Linked DNA regions of Homo sapiens: all the other regions are linked to region 5. Evidence: chromatin contacts called from ENCODE Hi-C or POLR2A ChIA-PET data. All regions are on one chromosome and are shown on one strand. Each heading gives the region's core, a stretch centred on a gene start or an enhancer-like site at or near the end of the contact. The rest is flanking DNA. Distances are from core to core; before and after follow the strand shown. Region 1 overlaps LOC105376787 (a long non-coding RNA gene). Region 2 holds the start of PTMA (prothymosin alpha). Region 3 has its middle 47 kb from the start of PTMA. Region 4 has its middle 150 kb from the start of LINC01891. Region 5 overlaps INPP5D (inositol polyphosphate-5-phosphatase D). Region 6 has its middle 12 kb from the start of TEX44.

Region 1 (2,818 bases), core at 198-2,697, 1.5 Mb after region 5:
GAACCCGGGAGGCAGAGCTTGCAGTGAGCCGAGATCGCGCCACTGCACTCCAGCCTGGGCGACAGAGTGAGACTTTATCTCAAAAAAATAAAAAATAAATAAATAAACGAATAAAAAATTAAAAAAATAAAAATTAACTGGATGTAGTGGTGCGCACCTGTAGCCCCAGCTACTTGGGAGGCTGAGGCAGGAGAATTGCTTGAAGCTGGGAGGTGGAGGTTGCAGTGAGCCAAGATTGTGCCATTGCACTCTAGCCTGGGCAACAAAGTGAGACTCTGTTTCAAAACAACAACAACAAAAACAAACAAACAAAAACTGGGTACTAGTTATTAGCTTGGCCTAGCCAAGTTGGCATGTAAAACTAACATCTCAGTAAAATATATAAAACATAAAATCAAAATCCTTATTATATGATCAACTCCTGCAATCTTTGAGCCAGCCTGAGGCTCTCTGGTGTTGTTGCTCTGAGCAACCCTGTATGTGAGTGTTGGGAACATTAACATTGACCAACTGTCTTTGGGTTGAAGATGAGGGCGTTTGACGGAGGCTGAACAGGGCTGAATTTGTGAAAGAATAAAATTCCGGGCATTCATTTCCCAATCTCTGCCTGGAGGCCAGTGGCGGAGGCCGTGTTGAGCCCATAGCTCTCCTCTCTGCCTTTTGACTCTTGGCCTGTGCTTAGGGTGGCGGTCAGTGAGTTCACAGCCAAAATGACAGGGGCCTCGCTGGGCAGAGGACGCCTCATTGCACTGGTCCCTGTGCCTCCTTTCCCCTTGTTATGGGCTGAGCTACATCACCCCCAAATTCCTGTGTTGAAGTGTTAACCTTCAGTACCTTGGAATATGACTGTATTGGGAGATAGGGCCTGAAAAGAGGTAATTACGGTAAAATAAGTTTACAGGGGTGGGCCTTAGTGCAATATGGCTCACGTCCTTATGAGAAGAGATTAGGACACAGATATGTGTGTGCACAGAAAGACCCTAAGAAGACCCGGGAGAGAGAAGATGGTCGCCTGCAAGCCAAGGAGAGAGGCCTCCGGAGAAACCAAATCTACCGATATCTTGATCTTGGACTTCAGTCTCTAGAACTAGGAGAAGATAAATGTCTGTTGTTTATCCACCCAGCCTGTGATATTTTGTTGTGGCAGCCCTGGCAAATGAATACACCTCTTCTGTGAGGGGCCAGAAGGGTGTTCCTGGTTCCCTAATTTCAAGTCTTGGCTGTGCAATCTTTGCCTTCTCTTAATCGGAGAGTTGAAGATCACAGTCAAGGAGTCTGACCCTTCCCACAGACTCTGCTGAACTCTGCCCCACACCCTTCCGTAAACTCATTTGTCTCAGTCTTGGTGGTTTGTGTGGTCAGATACAGCCCAGCCACAGGAAGAGGCAAAATAAGCTTCAGGGGAAGTGAACACGTCCCACACAGCTTGCCTCTGGGGTAAGGGGCAGTGACAGGGCCTGACTGTTTAACGGTCCCTGCTACTGTTCCCAGGCCTGAAAATGTGTGTCAGCCTGTGTGCAAATCACATCAGGTGGATGCCTGATGGCTGAGGACAGCTCTGTGGCTGTTCTTGACTTTGCTCCACGCCTTGGGCAGTCAGCCAGGGGGACAGCACTCCTGGCCAGTTTCCCTACAGACAGGGCTCAGGGTCAGCTCTACCCCAAGGGGTTTCTTGATTTCCAGCCCAACAAGGGGGATTGCTGTGGCTTGGGTTTCTTCAAAAGGAAGACCTGGAAGCATGAACTTGATGAAATCGTTTATTTGATACGTAAGCCCAGAAAGCATGGTGAGGGGGTGGAGGAAGAGAGATAACGAAGAGAAGAAAGAAAATGAAGTGTGCATTCTGGCTGGGCCCGGTGGCTCACGCCTGTAATCCCCGCACTTTGGGAGGCCGAGGTGGGCGGATCACGAGGTCAGGAGATCCAGACCACCCTGGCTAACACAGTGAAACCTCATCTCTACTAAAAATACAAAAAAAAAAAAAAAAAAAAAATTGCAGTGGCCGGGAGCGGTGGCTTACGCCTGTAATCCCAGCACTTTGGGAGGCCTCGACGGGCGGATCACGAGGTCAGGAGATCGAGACCATCCTGGCTAACATGGTGAAACCCTGTCTCTACTAAAAATAGAAAAAATTAGACAGGCGTGGTGGTGGGTACTTGTAGTCCCAGCTACTTGGGAGGCTGAGGCAGGAGAATGGCGTGAACCTGGGAGACGGAGCTTGCAGTGAGCCAAGATCACGCCACTGCACTCCAGCCTGGGCGACAGAGCAAGACTCCATCTCAAAAAAAAAAAAAAAATCGCCAGGCATGGTGGTGTGCACCTGTGGTCCCAGCTGCTTGGGAGGCTGAGACAGGAGAATGGCGTGAACCTGGGAGGCGGAGCTTGCAGTGAGCCGAGATCGCGCCACTGCACTCCAGCCTGGGTGACGGAGCGAGACTCCGTGTCAAAAAAAAAACAACAGAAAATGAAGTGTGTATTCATTCCCAGGCCAGTCAGGACTATGGGCAGGCAACACGGTGGGGACCCCCTGAGATACCCTGTGGAACATGGCTTAGAATTGTCCCGCCCAGGGACAAGGAAGCTGTGGTGCATTTGTTACCTATTTTTATTTTTATTTATTATTTATTTTTTGAGACAGGGTCTGGCTCTCTTGCCCAGGCTGGAGTGCAGTGGCGTGATCTCAGCTCACTGTAACCTCTTGCCTCAGCTGCCAGAGTAGCTGGGATTATAGGCATGTGCCACCACACCCTGCTAATTTTTGTATTTTTGGTAGAGACAGGGTTTCACCATGTTGGCCAGGTTGGTCTCAAACTCCTGG
Region 2 (3,037 bases), core at 503-3,002, 1.4 Mb after region 5:
GAGCTTGCAGTGGCACGCGCGCGGGTCGCGCGTCGGTCGGCCGGGCTCTCGACTCGACGCCCCACTGCCGCCACCCCGGCAGGCCCGAATGTCTGCATTCGGCGGGCCAAGTCCCACGGGAGGTCGCCCCAAAGTCCACCGGGCTGCGTAGGTCCGAGACTGTCGGGGATGCGCCTCTCGGGCTACTACTCATCGCCCTCGCGGGAAGTCACCTTTTGGTGCTTCGGAGAAAATCGAACAGCCAGGCCCCGCACTGGGGACGGTGTTCTCACCCCACAAACTCATTCCCGGACTGAGTCCAGAAGGGGTCACTGAGAGCCCCTGTGGAGATCCGGGCCCCGAGCTCCGCTCTGCCAAGAAGTCGCCCCTGGGAGAGTCAGAGATGACGCCAGGGACACAAGGGTTAAGGAGACGCCAAGGTGACTCGCGCCAATCCCTGCAGGGGCACGACGGGCGCGGACGAGGGCCGAAATATTAAGAAAGAGCCAGTCAGTCTGAGAGCGCCCCGCTCCCGCCAAGGGCGGAGACGCTACCCAGGGCGGGCAGTGGGACCGAGGCGGCGCCGACAACAGGAGCGGAGCCGCACCAGCCGCGCAGGACCTCATAGCCGAGGGCAGTGAACCCGCCACGGGGCCCGGGCGCCCCCCCAGTTCGACCCTACCATTGGCCTGTCGCGGCCGCCGTGTTGGCCCGCGTCGCCCCGAGCTGCGGCGCACACGGTGCTCCCGGGCAGCCGCGGGGGGCGCCCATCGTCGCCCCAGCGCCGCGCTTCACTTTCTCTTTCCTCCCTGCGGCGCGTGGGCTCTCGCCTCCTCAGCCAAGCCCGGCACCGCGGGTGCATGACTGAAGCTGGGCGGCCGCTCCCGGCGCACTCACCTCGAAGGGCGCCCACCCCCGCCTCCCAGAGCGCCCAAAGCGGATAAGCCCGTCACACCTCCGCCGGGACGGCCGACGTCGCGGCCAGCCAGCCCGTCGCCCCATCCGCCTTATCGGGACTTAGTCTAGACAAACCACCTCAGGTCCGCTGCAGGGCGCGAAACCGCCGGCCTGGCGCCGAACAAAGAGCAGCGCGGCCGGCGGGCGCTCGCCGCCACTTCCCGCGGCCGGCCCGCGCCCCAACACGCGCCCCCCAGCACTTCCGATTCCCAACGCGCTTGAGTTTCAAAGTTATTTCCGTGCGCCCGGCGGGCCGACGACCCCCAGCCAGGCTCTTCTCCTCCCGCCGCCACTCATACCGGCCACAGACGAGTTTCGAGGGCCGTGAGCCGGCCTCCGCGCCTAGCCCTCGGCCCCCGAGGGCGCCCGGCCCACTCCCCGACGGGCATCACGTCTGCCCGCGGCGGTTCCCGCCCCCTCCCCCGCACCACACAAAGAGTGGGCTGCCTGAGGGCACCGCGCCGGGGGCGGGCCGTTTCCCCGCGAGAGGGAGCAACAGCGGGCTTGAGACAGTCCAGCTGCTGCGCGCCAAACACCGCCCGAGCGGCGGCGCGCGGACCCCGAGGGGGCGGGCGGCGTCCAGCCTCACCTTGGTGGTGATTTCGGAGCTGGTGTCTACGGCTGCGTCTGACATGGTGGGGCACGCCGGTGATCCGATGCAGGGGATTAAAAAGAAAGCGAGAGTTCAGGGACTCTGGCGATAAAGCTGCCGGAGTCCGCGGCGGCGGAGGAGGCGCGCGGCGGAGGCGGCTGCGGCGAGCAAGGAGGCGGATGAGGAACAATGCAAAGATGGCTTTTCAGAGCAGCCAGTGGGGGACTCACGCGGCGCCAGAAGCTTTAATATAGATTAGTGGGCGGCGCTCGGCTTCCCATGCCCGGCCGCTATTGGCTGAGCGCAGGGAGCGGGCGCTCGCTCATTGGCTCGATTCCGAACAATGGACAAGCGTGCTTAAAGCGGCAGTGCCCCGGCGCGTCCCGCGCTGCGCAGTCGCCGATCGCACTGTCATTCAAGGCCGGAGTTTGCCGGGTCTCAGCAGGGCCGAGGGCGCGGGGGAGGGGTGCGCGAGCGCGTTCCGGACGCGCGCTCCCGCAGCTGTTTTGCTGGGGCTGCTGACGCAGAAAGCCAAAGCGCGGCAAAGCTGCCCGCCCAACCCCCTTCCCTCCCTCTCCCGCCCTCCCCGCGGCTGCTCGGAAGGAGGGGGAGGGAAGAGGGGGCGGCGGGCACACGACGGCTGCCAGCGCGGGGGAGGGGAAGGCGGGGTGCTGGGCCGCGCTCGCCCCGGGCGGTGCCCAGCGCAGTGCCCGCGGAGGTGCCCGCCCCCCGCGCCTGGGCGCCTTGGACCAAGGATTGTCCCAGTGCAAGTGGACGGCAGCCCCACGACGAGCAACGAGGTCACGAGGCCGAGACCCGGGCACCTGGGCCGCCCCGTCCCTCTGCCATGCCCTCGCGCCCTCCCAGGGCAGGGCACCCCTAGTCCTGTGGGCAGGCGACCTCGATTGCCCACCATCAGGTCCGGCGTCCGTCGGCCAAGTCAGTCGACAAGCGGGCACCGTCCCAAGCACACACGGATTCATGTATCAAGCGGACTCGATGCGCGATGCCGGCTCCAGCCCTCGAGTGGGACAGCCCGCGGGCCCCGCACGGCATAGCGGTCCCCTCATTCTAGGTTTCTAGTTAGGGTCTGTCCCGAGCGGTCACTGCCGTCGCGACAGCCTCAGGGCAGCCTCCTCCAGGGGCCTGCCGGGCCATCGAGTCTACCCTTCTCCCACCCCACTGCTGGACTGCGATGGGCACATGAACATTACAGAGTTCCTCGGGAAAAATCATCGTCTCTGGAGCCAGTTGGGCTAATCTTTGGGGACTACCTGAAATTTGGGGGACCATTTAGAGAACCATGCGGAGCCCCGAGAAAGGGGAGCATCAAAACGCCACACTCAAGATGGCGCCGGGCTCGGCAAGCGTGGCGTGACGTAGCGATCTAGCTCACGTGGGCGATCCGAGAACAACAGGCTACGCTGGCCTTATCGCCACCGCACTTAGCTGTCGAACTAAGAAATCGGTTGTGTGGGAAAAAGGACCAGAATAGGTGGAAAGATAGTC
Region 3 (2,700 bases), core at 38-2,537, 1.4 Mb after region 5:
GCCTCCTTCACAGTGGTCTCAGGTTGTCCTAACTGCCTATTTCTAGGCGTTTCTCCCACTGGCTTCATGCTCTGCGTCACTATCACCGTGTGCGCCCAAGTGCAAAGTTGGGTCCAGGGCAGGAGCCAAAAAATCAGTGAAGAAAGAACGAAGGAAAGATTAAAAATTGCTTGGGGTGGTCGGCAGATTATGCTTTGCATGTAAACTGGGCAAGTGCAAATGAATCCAAAACAGGCCGGAAACAAGATCGTGTTCGCGGGCCACAGACAGCGGAGGCGGGGCTAGCACTCGAGGGTCCACGTACATCCCCGGGCCGCGCAAACAGCGGCTTCTGTGAACCACTACATTCCTGAATGCACGTGTCCGTGCACACCCGGACCTGTGCAAACACAAATGCGGACATTCTCGGGTCCAAGTACATCCTCGAGGTCGTGCACATACGAAAACATGGAAACCCGCGGGTTCGTGCATGCCAGAGTTTTGGTGTGCGTGCTAGGGAGTGTAAGCAAGGGTATGCGCACACTTCCGAGGTTGTGCACATACAGAAAGGCGCACGCCCCAGGGTTCTGCACACAGAAGGACGTGCACACCCCCGAGGTCAGCCGGCAGACCCTTCTTGAGGAGGTAGAGGCGCCTAATTCCCCCCATATTTGGGCAACGCTGCAAGCTCTAGGCGCCATCTTCGCTCCGCGGGCAGCGGAAGGACCTGCAGACAGCGAAGCCCTGGCGCTTGGGCATTTGTTGTGCCGGCTTCCGGGCGTCCATCACGCGGAAGCCGCGCCCCAGACGCGGGAGACGCGGCGGAGCACGAAATGGCGGGCGAGGGGCGGAGCGAAGGCGGCCCGGGGCGGAGCGGCCGAGAGCCTCGCCCACTCTTGACTCCAGGCTTGGCGCACCGCCTGAACCCTTGCGCAGGCGCACAGCACGGCGCGCGTTCCCGCGTTCCTTCCGACGCGCGCTAGAACACAAAGGGCTGGAGGGAAAGCACGGAGCGCTGCAAACTTGCGGAGCGGCTCGTGGTGTGGAGCGGCCTGGAGCGGACTCTCAAGGGCCGGAGCCGGGCTCGCCGGCACTGCGCTCGGGCGCAGGGTGGGGCGCGACACGGCACTGGTTCCCTTGCCCTCTCTCTCCGGCCGTGGCCGCCTCGCGGGCCGGGGTGGGCGCCCAGGGCGCAGGCGCCGGTGCGCGGGTGGGACCAGGAGCCTCCATTTTCCCTCGCACGCGCTAATGGCGCAGCTGGGCCCTCTTCCTCTGGCGGGGGTGAAAATTCCCCTCCGGGGAAGCCCGAGGCGCTCGCTCCCCAAACTCTTTCGTCGGTGCGCGTGCTTAAAGCGGGCGGATGAAGCGTTCTTGAAAGTGCCTACACCTTTTGAGATGTGATTCTGAGTTGTTCATAGAAAAAGAAAAGACATACCCTTCCGCAAATTCATCCCCATAGTTTGCAACTTTCTACTTCAAATTGGGGTTATGGATTTGGGGGAGGCAAAAATAAGTTTAAAAATTTCCATTAAAGAGATGTTCCTGTAAAACAATGATCAAGAAAATGTTTAAAAGCAAACCTTAGCCATAAAACTAATACAAGTTCTTGGTAGAAGTTTGTTTTTGAGACGGAGTTTCGCTGTCGTTGCCCAGGCTGGAGTTCAGTGGCGCGATCTCAGCTCACTGCAACTTCCGCCTCCCGCTTTCAAGCAATTCTGCGTCAGTCTCCCTATGAGCTGGGACTACAGGCGCCCACCACCACGCCCAGTTAATTTTTGTATTTTTAGTAGAGAAGGGGTTTCACCATGTTGGCCAGGATGGTCTCGATATATTGACCTCGTGATCTGCCCGCCTCAGCCTCCAAAAGTGCTGAGATTACAGGTGTGAGCCACCGCGCCCGGCCAGTAGAAATTTTTGAAAGAAAGAATGGTAGTGTTCACCTTCCGTTTGCAGTATGCCAGGCCCTGTTTTAAGTGCATTAACTTTCATAACCAGGTCCACGTGGAAGAACTGACACACAGAGATAAGTACAGAAGTACTTAAAGGACGCGAAAGGACGAATAGTCTTTTCCACCTTCCAGTACAGCCACTGTCTGATTCAGTGGCATGGTTCCTGCCAGCGCTCTTCCGTGCATTAGGAAGTTTGGTTCATGGTTTACATACATACTGGAGCAGTTTTTGCTTCTCTGGCAGAGCTGTGGTTGGGCAAATAGAAAAAAACTCAGCAGGCTCAGAGGAGCCGGTCAACTGCCAGTTTCTCACGGTCTCTGGGGAGAGCTAGGTCCCGGCCAGTTGAGAGACCACGTTCAAAGGTTAGAATGTTAGTTATCTGGTGACTTGGGATCCAGAATGCACATAACTCTTGTGATCAGGTCATGGGGTTGGAAGGAAAAGTATCCGTATTCCTCCCTCCCTTTATTTTTTCCTACAGGGTCTCAGTAGTCAGTAGCACATTCGCAGGTCACAATTACCTTTCAAGTTTCCGCAGCTCATTTGAGGATTATGAGGAACGGCATTTTTGCAGGTCAGAATGGGGTCAAAGTAGAAGGCAGAGGGCAGGGATCATTCGTCATTGATACCTGAAGCAGCTGAGATTTTAAGGTTATTAGCCTTGCCCAAATTCATAAACTAATAGCGGAGCAGAGATCCTTCATCCAAGTTGAGGTGTCTGACTTGCAACCTCAGTTTCCAAGTCCTTAAGGTCTATATGATCTTTTAATT
Region 4 (2,738 bases), core at 62-2,561, 1.2 Mb before region 5:
GTGTCCTTTAGAGTGTGCCTGGGGATAGAAGCAGTGTTATTTCTCCCTTGGCTTCAAGCAGGAAAAATATTCTCATACAGTGTTGTCTGAAAGAGTGATTTTCAAAATTGTGGGTCATGACTCGATAGAGGATAGAGAATCTGTGTAGTGGATTTTGAGAAACTTTTTAAAAAATACAACTAATGGAAGAGAAGATAAAATGCCGAAGGACTTCACACGCAGTAAGGGCATGCGCTGTTTTGTGGCATTTCGGTTTCCTGGTTTGGGAAGAAGAAGCAGATGGTCTACACCACTGGAAGGCACAACTCCATAGACAAGGGGTTCCTGGACAAAAAGTTGATAGTAGCACCAGAAAGGTAGAAGCAGAAAGCAAACACATCCCACACACCTGGAGGCACCGAGGCAAGAGCTGTTCAGGTCATGGCCTTGGTGTAATCCTTGCCTTCTCTTTTCTCTCATGCTCTACATGTAAACCATATACAAAATTTGTCAGCTTGACCTGCACTCTATATCCAGATTCCAATCACTTCTCACCATTTACTCTGCAAAGTGGCAGCTGGAATATTTATATGGTTTGGCTGTGTCCCCACCCAAATCTCATCTTGACTGTAACTCCCACAATTCCCATAAGGGGAGGTGATCGAACTATGGGGGTGGGGGGCGGTCTTTCCTGAGCTGTTCTCATGATGGTGAATGAGTCTCATGAGATCTGATGGTTTTAAAAATGGGAGTTTCCCTGCACAAATTCTCTTTCTTTGCCTGCTGCCATCCACGTAAGACGTGACTTGCTTTTCCTTGCCTTCCGCCATGATTGTGAGGCCTCCCCACCCATGTGGAACTATAAGTCCAATTAAACCTCTTTCTTTTGTAAATTGCTCACTCTCAGGTATATCTTTATCAGCAGCATGAAAACAGACTAATACAAATATGCAGATGTTGCACCATTAAACCTAGCTAGAGTTTGGAGACTTCATAGCAAGGACGACTTGTGGCATTTTTCTGGTTATTTGCCATTAAATTGTGAGCCAGTGAACTGAAAGGCAGCACACTTAAAAGAGTCATTTTATCCACTGTTCTCTTTCATTTAACTGACGATCTCCTCTTTCTCCCTGTGATGCTGTAAACCCCATGTCTTTTGTGAAACTGGCTCTGTAATCAGACCATGGCCCATCCAGCCTTGAAGCTCTCTCCTGCTTACAGATGGGGTTTTGACATTATGCCTTTGGGTTTTGTGGCACAGAGATTTCCACTTCTTCCTCATGAGCCCAAGCAAGCGTGAGCTGTCTCAGCTACTTGGAGATTGACGTCAATCTTTCCGCATGAGCCAGGGGAAGCTGCCTCATTTGTTTGCCCTGTGGCTTCTCTACTTTTCAAAAAAGGGAAATCAGTTCTTCTCTGAGTCATGTTATATTTTTTGTGACCGATAGTAAACCTCTGAGAAATATCTCTAGACGTTACACAGTTCAAATCAGTCACTTATAAAATTAAGCATTATGCTCTCTCTCCTTCTGAAAAGTCCAGACAAAGAGCATCAGATTTCAGAGAAGAATCTGCTCTTCAGAACAAGGGCTAACCTTGCATGTGCAGTTGTCAGGTAAAGATAGATCAGCCCTACTCACATGGCTGTAACCATCCACAATTTGGTTTCTCTGTGCAAGTTCCTCTGGTTAAGAAGCCTGGGATACCCAGGGAGATGCTGGGTGATGGGCTTGCACACAGTATCGTTGGCGGCTTCCTAAGATGTCAGGCTGAGCATATCCATGTTTCGATTTTGGTGTCAGCCATCAGTTGCTTTTAGGCTTACAGCAATTCTCTATTTTATGAACTCAAACAAAATTACAGAAGGAAAGCTGTCAATTACTTTTCTTTACTTTCTGAATTAGAGTGTCCATCCCTAGTCCTCCACCAGACACCACTGTAGGCAAACAAAGCATCTTACAAATGATGCATCATCAAGATGCACAGGGAATTTTTTTTTTTTAAGAACTACAGGAAAAAAATCAGTCACATGTTTAGCATTTTCCCTGGAACAAATTTATTTTGCTGTTACAGTGGTCGGTGGCCTGCGGTGTCTGTCCTTGGTATTTGGACAAGGAGATGCCTGCTCAGTGACTAAGCTGGGGTTCTCCACATCAGCAAGGCCCTCACTCAGGATTGGCCATGGATATGGACCGACCCCACTGCACCTTTAGAGTCCAACAGCTTTCCTTCGCAAGATGGCCCACTGGAGGTGAAGGTGGATTCTGTTGCCCTGGATCCCAGGAAGTTAACTTGTTCCTATGTGAGTCAAACCTTGGGTCTGATCTCAATTGTTTCCAACCATAAGCAATTGGTCTAGTGTTCGATGCAGGGCATGCTCAGAGCTGTCTGGTTATTTGTCCACACCTTGCTTGGCACATGTGTTATTTTGGAGAAAACTTCCTTTCTGCCTGAGAAGCAGGCAATGAAAGGGAGCCTCCACTGGTAGACAAGACTCTCATTCTCAGGCTTTGCTAACCTCCAAGGCAGAGTTTGTGCCTTGTTTCTCTGAACCCGAATGGCACCTATTGAGTTCCTTTTTTATAGCACCCGTTAAGTTCCTCTCAAGTTCTCTAACTCTAACCCTAACTCTAGTAGCATATATCACTTACCTTATTGTAACTGTTGCTTCCTCATTACATTGTAAGTTACTTGCAGGTGGATATTTAGTGTTAATTCATGTTGGTATCCCCAAGCTTAACATAGTAGCCACTTGTATC
Region 5 (2,938 bases), core at 322-2,821:
GCAGAGTCCTGGGCTCATCCTTCCCCAGGGGACTCCAGACAGGCTTGGAAACACCTTCTGGATTGGAAGGAAGAAAGCTTAGCCGGGGAGGCCGGGAGGCCTGGCTGTGAGTTCCAACTTCCGCAGTTCTCAGCAACACTCATATTTAGAACGAGGGGGTTGGATGAAGTTACAGTTTGCATCCTGCCCTCCCATCTCGGATTTTTTTTAAGTCTGTGAAAGATGGAGTGAGAGAAAAGAGTCCCCCAGGTGAGGCAGCTCCTCTCCCTGATTGATACAGGGCTGTCATGGGCTATGACACGTGGGCCAACTCCATGAAGTTGGTCTGCAAAGAACAAAGATGAGATCTTTGGTGTTGACAAGAGAACAGAAGTCCCCAGGAAAAGAGCTAAAGTTACTAAACTAAGAAACAATGAAAGCCTTTCGGTGCTTCACTTGGCAAAATTTCAGGCCAGATTCTTATTTTGGGGAGCCTCGTATTCTGGTGGCACTGAACAGGCTCAGGTGTCAGGAATGAGTTATTTAGAAACTGTGGCTAAGCTCAGAAAAGACTGTGAGGTTTTGCCTCAACATGAAAAGAGGAACTTGAGTTAAAATAGGCAGAGATCAATAACTGCTAAAGCTTCCCCGAAGGGCTCTGAGTCTGCTTAATTGGGCATGAGTGTGCACTTGGTCCTCAGTGGACGTCTGCTGTCATTTACTCTTGGAGGTAGATTTTCGAAGGTGAGTCCACCTGGGAGAATCCTATGAGAATTCCCCTTTAATTCACCTTGAAGGAAAACCTCTTCAGACCACCTAGGTCCACAGCTCCCTGTACCATGTCAGCTACTGCGGAGGTCACAGATCTAGTGCCGGGGTCAGGAGCAGAGAAGTCCAGCAGAGCCGCCCATCTTCTCTGAAAGCTGCCCGCCCACTGTCCTGGCTAAGCGGAGACCTTAAGGAGGCACGCTGCCCCCACGACTCTGTCCCCATCTCTGAGAGGCAGAGGGGGGTACCTGCTCCAAGACAGCCGATTCATACACAGACTGGCAGCCCCTGAGTGGCTCATGCGGAGAAAGCCGTGGAGGCTGAGCCATCAGACTCCTTCTTAGGACTGGGGACTGAGAAGGGAGGCTGCTGGCTGGGAAGAGCGGCCCCACAGAGAAGAGCTGATCCATGGGAGAAGCTGCGTGCAGACCCCATGCTCTTCTGGTTCCAAGGCCCTAGGGCGGCCTTCTCCTTCCTGGCTCTGCACATCTCCACAAAGGCTGCCCACCCCTTACCCCTTACAGAGTCAGCCAAGGCGAGTTTCTGTTCCCTGCACCACCACCACCCCCTGCCCAGTAGCCTGATGAGGCCCCGGATTTCATCAGCAGTTCCCAGGGTCACAAGATGTCACAGTAGCAAGAGTATGATGGTGACAGAGAGGGGCAAACCGGAGACGCAGTCTACACATTTACAGGCGGCGGGTGCCGACTCTACTAGAAGCCACAGAGTCATGTCTTTTCCAGTCATACTTAAAGTTTTCTTCACTTTGAAGGAAGAGAAGAAACCACAAAGGGAAAAAAGATCAAAAGCATCGACCAACTTTTAACTTAAGAGAGTTTGCCGACTCCTCTCAGCAAACCACCTATCACAGATGCCAACTCTGCCAGAAAAGCTCATGCCCTCCTAGACTTGAAAAAAATGGTAGAGGTCATTGAGGCCAACTGCCTGCCCCAGACAGGGCTCCCCTCCGCTGCTCACATCCCACACATGGTGAAGAGCCCCTGTCAGAGACAGACATTCCCATGGCAAATAGCTGCCAAGCGCTGGAAAGGACCTTCTCGTACTAGGTGTGCCAACATCTGCTCCTGGTGACTGCTAAGAACCAGGCCAAACCTGCGGGCGCCCTAGGCCAGTGGAAAGCCTTCAGCAGATGTGCCTTAGAGGCTGCAGTGGACTCAGGGGCAGGAGGATGAGGCAGCCGGCAGCAATGCCAGCCTAACTACGCAGGGAGTGGTTCTGCTTGAGCCTAAACTCGCATCTCCTAAGGAGGCCTCGCAGCAAATGCCCCTGGACCGGGCTGCATCACACATGCCCCTTGGGCCTCTCTCAATCACATCGCTCCTCGAAGCAATTCCTTCCATCCTCATAAGCTGTCTTCCTGAGGGGCGTTCTGCTCACCACGCTCTCCCTCTTGACAACTTCTGGAGGATTTTTGCCTCCAGGGACTTGCCTGTGGTCTCCCCACACCTTGAGTCCAGCTCCCTGTCTACTACTGCATCCTAGTTAGCACAAAATGAATCATTCCCTTCAAGCTTTGAAACTGAAGAGTGTACCCTGCCTCTCCCCTCCCACTTCCACTTTCTTTTCAAACAAACTCCTCCAACGCCGTCATTGCTCTTCCATGACATGATATCCAAACCTTTGTCGACCCCGGCTACTCTGCTTGGGACGTGGATGCACTGCTGTGCCTCTTACTCTAGTCCCTGAGAACTGAGCATCTCTCTCTCTCTCTCTCTGTCACGTGCACACACACACACACACACACACACCCGGGATGTGGAAACTTTGTCTCCTTCCTTCTTGCCACCTCCATGTGCTCTTCATGTAGCCAGATAACAATAGCTTTCCTGGCTTCCACACACTCAGTTGTCACATTTTGTGGCGAAACAAAGGCTTTAGTAAACCGTGCTTAGGGTGGCCTTCCCGGGCTTGGACGGGTGCAGCTGATTTTTGTTTTTAAATTTAACTGCAGCCTGGCGGGGTGGCTCATGCCTATAATCCCAGAACTTTGGGAGGCCGAGGTGGGCAGATCATTCGCTGTCAGGAGTTTAAGACCAGCCTGGCCAACATGGAGAAACCCCATCTGTACCAAAAATACAAAAATCAGCCGGGCATGGTGGCGGGCACCTATAATCCCAGCTACTAGGGAGACTGAGGCAGGGGAATCACTTGAACCTGGGAGGTGGAGGTT
Region 6 (2,764 bases), core at 226-2,725, 1.5 Mb after region 5:
GTAGCTGGGCCTGCTCAGCAGCTCTGGTTCCTGGGCCCAGGACTGTTTTCTGAGGGATTGTCTGGGAGAGACTGGGGAACCTAGGTGGGACGTGGGCTCGGGTGCATCCTTGGACAAGTCCTGTAGTCCCTGCGCATCAATGTCCTTGTGCATGAAACAGGGATCATGGTGCCTGCTCCACCCAGACAGGAGAGGACATAGATCTGAGGCTTTTCCCAACTGCAGTAGGCGCCCTGGTGGTGGAGAGTCTGCAGATCTGGCAGTGGAGAGTCCCTGCCCTGGAAGCCAGGCTGGAGCTGCTTTTTCAGAGATGCCAGATGCCTCTCGCACTCAGACCCCCTGGTCAGGCTGTCAGAAGGCAGTCACTGACTGTTGAGGAGAGACGCTGCTATTCACAGGGATGGGCAGATGCCTCCCTGGGCCAGACGGACAAAGCATGCCCAGGCTCCTGGGTAGTCAGTTGGTTTGGATGTCAGTGCTTGGCCTGTTGGGCTGGGGGAGGTGGTGGCTCCCTGGAGACAGATCGTGAAGGGCCTGGATGTCACCCTGTAGTGACAGAGTGCTACTGGGGGAGGAGCCTGGGAGAAGCCTGGGTTGGTGGCATCACTGGGTCTGAGACCCAGTCACAGCGCCCCACGTCTTGAGCCACTGCCACTGGCAGGCCTGGACCAGCTCTCAGGCCCAAATTTAGGTCCCTGCTTTATCTTAGCACAGCTGATGGCCCTTCTGCTCCTGTAGCATCTTGTTTCTCTTACACCCCAGGTTGGAACCTCATCCTCTCTCCTCTACGGCTGATGCCGCCTGCCTCAGTTTACCCATGTATTGTCACTTTCACTCGTGCATTCACCCTCAGTCGACAGGGCTGGGGCCTGTTTCCCACACCGTCCCTCCATCGTTTTGGAACAAGTGTCCATGCATTTTATTCTAGCATTGCGGCCCAGAGGTTACGTAGCCCATCAGCTCACAGGGCTTCGGGAACAGGTGTCCAGGCGCTCGATGTCAGGGGTTCTGGGTGCTGGAGGCGCCTGGCAGCTCCCAAGGATCGGTGCTTGTCCTCAGTCCCATGAGAAGGCCATGCTGAGCGCCTACTGTGTGCTGAGGGCGGCGCTGTGGGCCGGGCTGCCGCACACAGAGGCCCCTTTCTTCAGGGAGTTTACTCAGGAGCACGTTTATAAATAGGACAAAGCCCGGCGGGCCAGGGGCCTCCCAGGCAGAAGTGGGGAGAAGGCCGGGCGTCCTCCTGGAGGGTGCCGCCCCGCCCCGCCCGGGCCCGCAGCCTTCCGGGGCTGAAAGGGCCTCTGTGTCCCGGCCCCCGCCTGCCCCGGGCCAGGAGCGCATTTCCTCAGCTGCGCCAGACCCTGGAGGCTCCGCAGCCCCTCTGGGGACAGACACAAATAGTTCCCGGCCCAGCTGCCCGGCCAGTTGCCTTGGGAACCAAACTCAATTGTCTGACGTCACTGGGCCGTCGCGCAGCAACCGGCTCAGCCTCTCCCTCCCCGCCCAGGCGTTGAGGTCACGGTCGCCATGGAGACGGCGGGGCCGGGCCTGCTGGGCCGGGCCTGCTGGGCCGGGCCTGCTGGGCCGGGCCTGCTGGGCCGGGCCGGGCTGGGGCTGGGGGTGCTCGGCCGGTCTTGCAGGCCCCGTCGGCCACCCGCGCCCTTGGTCCCGCCTCGGAGCCTCGGCCCCAGCTCCGGCCCCGACACGGGAGCTGCTCTTCCCTCGCGGAAGCGGTGCCGCCTGGCCCGCGGCAGCGCAGACGCCCTGCCTTGCCCTCAGGCTGGCCGGGCCGCCTGTGGCCGGAGAAAGCCCCATTGTGGCCTGAGTGCGCCCCGCAGCCAGTCGGGATTTCTCTCGCAGAGAGAGGCCTTTGTTCGCCTCACCCCATCTGACTGCCCCGTGCTCTGTCCCAGCCTCATTTGCTCCCCAAGCCCCAACCTGGGTTCCTGCTCTGGCAACAAGGAGCAGGTGGCAGCAAGGGGCGTTTTCGCGCCCCTCCCCCTAATCACCCAGGAAATCTCTGAGCTTGGCCACCTGCCCTGGGGGAGGAGACGCGAGGCCTGCGCACCCCACTCTGCTTCATCCCTGGTTGCTCTCCCCACTCCTGTGGCCCCTCCGCCGGCGTTTGTGCTGTGTGACATCCCTCTCCTCCACCGCTGCCTGGGGTTGGGGGCAGTCGGGGCAGTCAGGCCAGGCCAGGCCACCCCTGGGTGAAGAGGGCATTGGGGCCAGAAGGGTCTGCACTGACCACCTCCAAGTTTCTGTTCTTAGGCTGTTCCCGCCGCAGCAGAATATAAAGTGCTGAAGCCAGAACCCAGACTGGGACGCAAGGCCCAGAACCTGCGCAGGGGCCACCGGCAATCGGCCACCATGCCCCTGCCCTGCTGTGCCTCGACTTACCCATCTGCTGCTGGGGTAATCCTAACCATCTCTTACTGAGGGACCCTGAGTGCCTTGTTCAAGTTCAGTGTGGTGAGCCCATTGGTGGGAGGTGTTTTTCCTCCCCAAAGACTGTATTTTGAAAAGTACTAATAAAATACAGGAGGTGAGTAGCCAAGGCAGAATTTTAGGTGAATTCTATTTCCTCATTGTTTGACATTTAAAATTTAGAGATGCAAAGGAATATATTTGAATCCATGGGGTTGGGGGGATGAGTACAGAAAGATCTGAGTGCCTTGCTCTTTCCAAAGCACGTGTTTAAAGGAAGGTTCTGGTTGTGTGCAGGGCATTCACAGGCAAGTTTGTGTGTTGTGGGAGGCATACCCCG

What was found. Hi-C counts contacts between places; a loop is a spot of excess contacts on that map. ChIA-PET counts read pairs that join two places held with the same protein, here RNA polymerase II (POLR2A). Pooled maps may share reads with other maps.
Region 1: a map with no recorded cell type shows a loop between it and region 5 (6-fold over the local background). The contact joins two enhancer-like sites. A Hi-C loop is called at or near these places in 2 of 37 single-sample maps with no recorded cell type and 4 of 50 pooled maps.
Region 2: a pooled map shows a loop between it and region 5 (25-fold over the local background). The contact joins the promoter of PTMA here to the enhancer-like site in region 5. A Hi-C loop is called at or near these places in 5 of 37 single-sample maps with no recorded cell type and 8 of 50 pooled maps. POLR2A ChIA-PET finds 5 or more read pairs at or near these places in 2 of 52 experiments (B cell and activated CD8-positive, alpha-beta memory T cell).
Region 3: a loop to region 5 is called in a map with no recorded cell type, with 5 times the contacts of the local background. The contact joins two enhancer-like sites. A Hi-C loop is called at or near these places in 5 of 37 single-sample maps with no recorded cell type and 5 of 50 pooled maps. POLR2A ChIA-PET finds 5 or more read pairs at or near these places in 1 of 52 experiments (activated B cell).
Region 4: a pooled map shows a loop between it and region 5 (5-fold over the local background). The contact joins two enhancer-like sites. A Hi-C loop is called at or near these places in 3 of 37 single-sample maps with no recorded cell type and 9 of 50 pooled maps. POLR2A ChIA-PET finds 5 or more read pairs at or near these places in 1 of 52 experiments (naive thymus-derived CD4-positive, alpha-beta T cell).
Region 6: a loop to region 5 is called in a pooled map, with 7 times the contacts of the local background. The contact joins two enhancer-like sites. A Hi-C loop is called at or near these places in 3 of 37 single-sample maps with no recorded cell type and 6 of 50 pooled maps.

Annotation. Positions count from the first base shown.
Region 1 is chr2:231,544,245-231,547,062 of GRCh38, reverse strand. The region is part of intron 3 of LOC105376787 (a long non-coding RNA gene); the gene reads right to left. Among named protein-coding and RNA genes, the nearest start is that of NMUR1, 15 kb to the right of the region's middle. RefSeq lists an enhancer at 963-1,162 and silencers at 1,171-1,465, 1,263-1,492. Within about 2 kb of position 1,447, at least 20 of the 41 ENCODE cell types and tissues checked have a DNase peak (open chromatin) inside an H3K27ac peak, as active enhancers do.
Region 2 is chr2:231,707,240-231,710,276 of GRCh38, reverse strand. PTMA (prothymosin alpha) reads right to left here and starts at 1,752. Exons shown (of 5, transcript NM_002823.5): 1 at 1,526-1,752. The coding sequence starts at 1,570. RefSeq lists silencers at 1-13, 504-813, 1,244-1,423, 1,944-2,343 and enhancers at 428-1,065, 1,644-1,703, 1,066-1,704, 1,705-2,342, 2,982-3,037.
Region 3 is chr2:231,660,603-231,663,302 of GRCh38, reverse strand. No RefSeq gene overlaps it. Among named protein-coding and RNA genes, the nearest start is that of PTMA, 47 kb to the left of the region's middle. RefSeq lists enhancers at 1-758, 691-985 and a silencer at 1,099-1,298. Within about 2 kb of position 1,287, at least 35 of the 41 ENCODE cell types and tissues checked have a DNase peak (open chromatin) inside an H3K27ac peak, as active enhancers do.
Region 4 is chr2:234,307,549-234,310,286 of GRCh38, reverse strand. No RefSeq gene overlaps it. Among named protein-coding and RNA genes, the nearest start is that of LINC01891, 150 kb to the left of the region's middle. RefSeq lists an enhancer at 1,105-1,244. Within about 2 kb of position 1,311, at least 5 of the 41 ENCODE cell types and tissues checked have a DNase peak (open chromatin) inside an H3K27ac peak, as active enhancers do.
Region 5 is chr2:233,080,009-233,082,946 of GRCh38, reverse strand. The region is part of intron 2 of INPP5D (inositol polyphosphate-5-phosphatase D); the gene reads right to left. Among named protein-coding and RNA genes, the nearest start is that of INPP5D, 21 kb to the right of the region's middle. RefSeq lists enhancers at 494-643, 1,154-1,243. Within about 2 kb of position 1,571, at least 12 of the 41 ENCODE cell types and tissues checked have a DNase peak (open chromatin) inside an H3K27ac peak, as active enhancers do; they include B cell, where a contact is called at or near this core.
Region 6 is chr2:231,603,527-231,606,290 of GRCh38, reverse strand. No RefSeq gene overlaps it. Among named protein-coding and RNA genes, the nearest start is that of TEX44, 12 kb to the right of the region's middle. RefSeq lists silencers at 1,138-1,427, 1,558-1,857. Within about 2 kb of position 1,475, at least 35 of the 41 ENCODE cell types and tissues checked have a DNase peak (open chromatin) inside an H3K27ac peak, as active enhancers do.